Regions from separate parts of the Homo sapiens genome. Here region 2 is linked to region 1. A link is an interaction called in ENCODE POLR2A ChIA-PET data of the cell type or tissue named here. Cell type or tissue: PC-9. All regions are shown on one strand. Each heading gives the region's core, and the rest is flanking DNA. Links, peaks and the distances in the headings are about the cores only.

Evidence for each region. ChIA-PET counts read pairs that join two places held together with the same protein. Peaks named below come from ENCODE experiments on the same cell type or tissue, not always from the same donor. Only the 100,000 strongest peaks of a DNase experiment are listed, where the experiment ranks them.
Region 2: POLR2A ChIA-PET joins it to region 1 with 5 read pairs; 2 of 35 experiments call an interaction of 5 or more read pairs at or near these places.

The regions. Positions count from the first base shown.
Region 1 is chr5:143,153,498-143,156,420 of GRCh38, forward strand. All of the region lies in intron 20 of ARHGAP26 (Rho GTPase activating protein 26), which reads left to right. Among named protein-coding and RNA genes, the nearest start is that of ARHGAP26-IT1, 38 kb to the right of the region's middle. In PC-9, for the core only: no CTCF peak of the experiment used is centred there; a DNase peak (open chromatin) is centred at 1,464; H3K27ac peaks cover 992 bases.
Region 2 is chr5:142,937,461-142,940,383 of GRCh38, forward strand. The region is part of intron 11 of ARHGAP26 (Rho GTPase activating protein 26); the gene reads left to right. Among named protein-coding and RNA genes, the nearest start is that of ARHGAP26-AS1, 70 kb to the left of the region's middle. In PC-9, for the core only: no CTCF peak of the experiment used is centred there; no DNase peak of the experiment used is centred there.

The DNA of each region.
Region 1 (2,923 bases), core at 183-2,682:
TTTTAAAGGAGGAAGTAAACAAATGCTGAGAAAGAAGTCAGGGAATGCCCCACCAGGGACATAACATGCTGCAGTAATTTCCCCAAATTAGAAACTACTAGGTAAATGCCTTCTTTAGACCACAAAGATTGAAAGATTGAAAGAAAGCTAGGAGGGCTGGGATGATTACTGCAATGATGGAACCCAACCTTGGAGTTCTCTCTGCCTAAGTGGTCCCCACCCCTAAAAAATAACTAACTGCTCAGTAGCCTCATAAATAAAACTAATTTTTCTCGTCCTTCTGTCTTAACACACACGCTCATGCATTTCCAAGTTATTTCTGGTGACCTAAAAGACGCACGCATGCCAAACGCCTGCAGATTCTGCCAGAGTCAACCTTCTTCTCCTGTCTTAGTGGCCAGAGAACAGTCCCTGGAATTCAAAGGATAAACAAGGCCTGCGTCCAGACAGAGTTGTTTCTCTGAAACATTGCTGGCTTCTTCTGAGTTTGATTCAGCTGTTCTCTGATGAAATTCAGGGAAAACTTGCCTTCAGAGATATCTCTCAAATTTTACTAATCTTCCACTTTAGTTGGTCAACATTCATTCCACAAATGTCAATTGAACTCCTACTGTGGGCCTGGTGGTGGTCTGAGTGCTGAAGATACAGTGATTTAAAAATATTAAAAAAAAAAAAAGAGTTTCTGCTTTCATGGATTTTATATTCTAGTGGAGACAGGAGATAAATCAGTGTTTAACACAGTATGTCACACAGTATATTGAGAAGTCCCAGGGAGAAAACTAATGGAGAACCAAGGAGATAGGGATTTGGAGGAGAAGGAGGCAAGTGACTTTAGCTCTCTGTACCTCAGTTTTCTCATCTGTAAAATAGTGTGATCATAACCTCCTCAAATAGGTGGCATGAAAATTAAGATCATCTTTTACTTACGTATTTTAGTACTGTGTATGGCAATTAATAGTATTATTTTGGAGGGCTCCCCCCACAAACTGTCCTTACTTTTTCTCCAGTCCCTCAGCCATGGTATGTATTTTTCCTGTGCAGAGAAATGTCCCAGGCTGTCCCACTCACCTTCCCCCACCAGCCTCCTACCTTGAATCTGAGACTGGAGCTATAACTCAGTCCAGGCTTTAAGTGATCAGTGAAGAGGAGGAAGGAACTTCTGCTGTAGAGGCAGGTGCTACCCCTCCTTAAAGCAAGACCAGCTAGGGTAGACACGCCACACCCTGTTCCTGAAAGATTTGGAAACCTCTGAATCCCACAGGGTACCTGATAATTGTGTGCATAGCTGTTATTTATTGAGACCAAATGAATGGCAAAATGAATAATATGCATTAGACAAGTGATAATTCATAGCATTTTTTTTTTTAAAAAGCAATTTTACCATCCCCATGCTATTTTATGCCAAAGGGTTACACCCAAACAGGCTGCTATGCTTTTACTAGAATTGTCTCTATTTGTCATCCTTTGGAATGTGGGGCTTTGAAAGAGGAAGTTTTCCTCTGTGGCTGGATCAACTTTTTGTGGAGAAGGATCTTTCCTTTTAGATGGAGAATTCTGTTTCTCACCCACCTCCAAGCAGAAAAGATCTCTTCAGACCGATTTGCCTGAAAAGTTGGTGACATTCCCCACCTTTGGAAATAACCTGAACGCCTCATTGTTTTCAAAAGGATTCATTTGCCCCTCCTTGCTCCCCACAGTGCCCTTGGGGATTCCAGCTTACTTACTCGTTCATTGTTGTTTCTTGGACATGCCAGATACCCTCCCTCTGTCACCTCAGGCTCCTGGGCTGTGGAGGCCACAGCTCTGCCCTGTAACTAGGCCACGTTTCCTTGACATTTTCAGTTTGTTACTGGTGTGACCCATTTTCTGAGTGGCTTCATGTCCACTTTTCTCTTTCCCTAAGCAAGATCTCACTCATCAATCGGGAGCCCAGCTGGGCTTCCCTTGGTTGAGGGTGGAAATTCCTGCCTTCATCCAATTTTTATGAGATAAATGTGTTGGTTATTAGTGGTGGTTCTTCTTTTTTAAAATATAAAAATTGCTTGAGACAGACCTCACACTTGGTGACCCAGCAGGGTTTCTTTCCCAAGCACCAGGGACCCATCGGTGGCACTTGGATCTCTACAGCCTGTCAGCAGAGGGGGTATGGGAGGAGGTAAGGGCAGAGCGCCGTTTGAATGCCTAGCCACATCCCTGTTTTCCAGCAGAGTGGAAATCACAAATGGAAAAATGTTTTCCTTTACACATATTGTTCTGTTCTTTTCTCCTGTACAAGCTAAAATCATATAAAGGGTCTGTATTTTTTCTATAAACTTATAAATCTTGCTAAATAACCTAAAACAGTTTCCAAAAATTGCCCTGACATACACAGTACATGCTTAAAGCTTTGGAGTTTAATTAAAGGTATGAATGACTGAATTTCATTTTGAATTTAGCTGCCCTCAAATGCCTTATGACACTGTATTTTATTTGTGTAAGTGTTAGGCATTTTAAATCTCAAATTTTTGGTAGAATATTTGGGAAGGAAATAGGCTTAAGATTTCGCATGGCTTTTTCAACATTGTTATGCCTGTGAGGGAACTTTGAAGGAAATCTAAAGTGTTATTTTTCTTATTTAGGATTAGATTAGAATTGTTTCTACCTCTGTGTATTTAATCTGAGGGATCTTATTCGTAGATTCAGATTCTAAATTGGGTAAATTAAAAGTACATTAGAGTTCAAGTACTGCTTTTGAAACCTTTTTTAGTCAATCTGGAAAGCAGATGCTTACTTAGCTAGGAAAGCATTCCTAGTTGGAAACAGCCTTAGAATCTTGTTTTTAACTCCTTCTCTGCATTAGGGATCTGGAAAGCCAGGCAGGATCAACCATAGGCTTCATTTGGTCTCTGTTACACTGGTCTTCCAAGGCAGACCCTTAGCTCTG
Region 2 (2,923 bases), core at 312-2,811, 220 kb before region 1:
AACAGCCATGCTGGCAAGTCACTTGGCAGTTTCTAAAACTAAATATTGCTGTTACTCTATGACACAGCAATTGCTCTGGGGCATTTAATCCAGAGAAATGAAAACTGTTCGCACAAAAACCTGTATGCATAAACCTCCCTCATAGCAGCTTTATTCATAATAGCTTGAAACTGGAAGTACTACAGATGTCCTTTAATGGGTGAATGGTTAAACAAACTGGTACATCCATGCAATAGAATACTGTTTGGCAATGGAAAGAAATGAACTATTGGTACACAACAACCGGGTGCATCTTAGGAGCATTATGCTAAATGAAAAAGGCCAGTCTCAAAAAAAAATATACTTTAATTTTGTAACATTTTTGAAGTGACAGTTTTAGAAATGGAGAATGGAATAGTGATATCCAGGGTATACGGACATTGGAAGTAGGAAGCAACTATAAAGGGGGTAGCACAAGCAAGTCCTTCGTGGTGATGGAATAGTTCTGTGTTTTGATCTTGGTGGTTAGTTATATGAAACCATATTAAAGTAGTTATGAGAAACTGCAGCAAAGTATATGTGTATACTTCTGTACAATCCTACATACACACAGATGAACTCATGTCAAAACTGATGGAGTTTGAACAACGAGTATAGTCTAGTTAACAATATTGTCCTAGTGACAATTTTCTGGTTTTGATGCTATGTTATAGTTTTAAAAGATAGTATCATTGGATTATGGGGGGGGAAGTAGGGCAAAAGAGTCACAGGACACTACTATTTTTATAATAGTATGAAATTATAACTTTAAAAAACAACAAAGTTAGCTATTCAGATAGTCAGATAAAGCTTTGAAATGATTCTGCTGGATTTTTTCACTTTCTGTTAAATCTGGGTTGACAAACAATAGGGTCACTGTTGCAACTCCATAAGCTTTTGTTTTACTTTTGTGTGGCCATTGTCTAAGGCTTGGGAACAGATGACTTTTCATATTAAATTGGACACGGAAACCTTAGTTCAGACTGCATAAATACCACAGCTCAGGAAAATTTTAGAGACAGCAGAGTTTCTTTGGCGAGTTTCCAATAACTAAAGTTGTCTCTCCTTTTCTCATTGCATATTGCTGGTAAGCATGTTTGCTAAAAGAAAGTAGAATAGAATTTCTACCAGCCCATCATCATTGCCAACATATACACACCCAACTTGAAGTATTTAATATCCATCTGCTATGGAAAAGATGGCTCAGGAAGCCAGGGGGACTGAGTGATCCACAGCTTCAGGGCTTGCGTAGCCTCTTAAAACTGCATTTCCATATATCCCCTTAGCTGTGATTAGTGGTGTCTTTCTGCAACTGCTTATATCGCCTCCTTATTTTAGATGTATTAGTCCTCCTTCACATTTCAAGGATTCTTTAGTTAAATAAAATATTTCTCCACTTTGAGCTGGTACTTGAATCTCTTTCGACAGCCACAAGTTTTGAAGGTTGGCAGATGCTAGAATTAGGTGGAATTAGATTAAGAAGGTAAGAAACAGATACTTTAGCATCAACAATTGTGTGTAAGTCTGTGTATTAGGAAATCACCACTCTTGTAGGTCAAAAATAGCCAGATATTGGCAATTTCTTATGGCTCCATTCATAGCTGTGGAGCAGGAAGAAGCAAGCCCACACGTAAGTCAATATCATACCCTTATTTATGGAAGAGGGAACACTGCCTAAAAAAGGCTGGTAATTGGTTGATCTCGGATAGATGATTCAGGTCTCTTAGCTTCCAGTTCTGTGCTATTTTTGCGCAACACACAAAAAATTGCTGCTGAATTGTTAGGAAGTCACAGTTGAATGGTATCAACCTTTACTTTTTAAGTAGAGTTACTCTGCTGTGGCTACTGCAGTGGATGAAGGGAAAAGAAGGAAGAGGCTAAGGAAAAACCACTCCTCTAGTAAAAGACAATGTTACTTCCTTCTGCTCACCTCCATTTTAAAGATATCTTCTGTTTTCGTCTTTGTGGACTTTGGGGCTGAACAAAATGTGTCTTCTCTCACCTTTCTCTACCGTGCCCGAGCTCTAACCCCCTAGTCCTTCTAGAACTCCTGGAATAAATGGGCAATTGCATTGCATATGTTCTGCATCTAATATCTGAAAGAGTGAGCTGTGAAAAGTTTTTAAAGGGAAAAGTAAGATTGATTACTGTTAAGATGAGCTCTCAGGATTAGAAGCAGAATGTTATGGTGGTTAAGAATGTGCACTCACACAGCCCAAGTTTAAATCCTACACCACTGCTTATTGGCAGTCTCAAATTGGAAAATGACAGTCTCTCTGAGCAGGTTTCCTCACCTGCAAATTGTGATAATAATAGCCCCTACCTCATAAGAGTGCTTTGTAAGGATCAACCTATATGTAAATGCCTGTACATGGCAAAGTGATCATTTAAAGCTAGTTCTTACTATTGTCTTTTTGGAGAGGAAGATGGATATTGGGATACCTGGGTTCTATTTCTAGCTCTGTTTTTAAATTACTTGATTCACTTAGCTCAAGTCACCTTGTTCCAGTTCACCAGAGTGCAGGGCAGGGACTGCTTTCAATAGTATGGAAAATGTGATTTCGTTTAGCAGTCAGTGTGAACTTTCAGGATATGACTGGAGGAGCAGGAAGTAATCTTTAGCCTCCTTTGCTATGATGCATCCCAGGCCTAGCAGTTCATAATCCTGCTGTATGCTAACCTCAGCTCACCAGTCTGCGGCTGACACTTGCGTTTTCCTTTCTTTGTTAAAATAAGTGATTGAAAGAGTATGGATAGTTAGGAAGGTATGGGGTGAGCTTGCTAGGCTCTAGTGTGACGATGCAGGCCTCAGTCCTTTCTGAGCTTTCTTTTTATTTATTTAATTTTTTTTAACTTTTAGGTTCAGGGGTACATGTGCAGGTTTGTTATGTAGGTAAACTTGTGT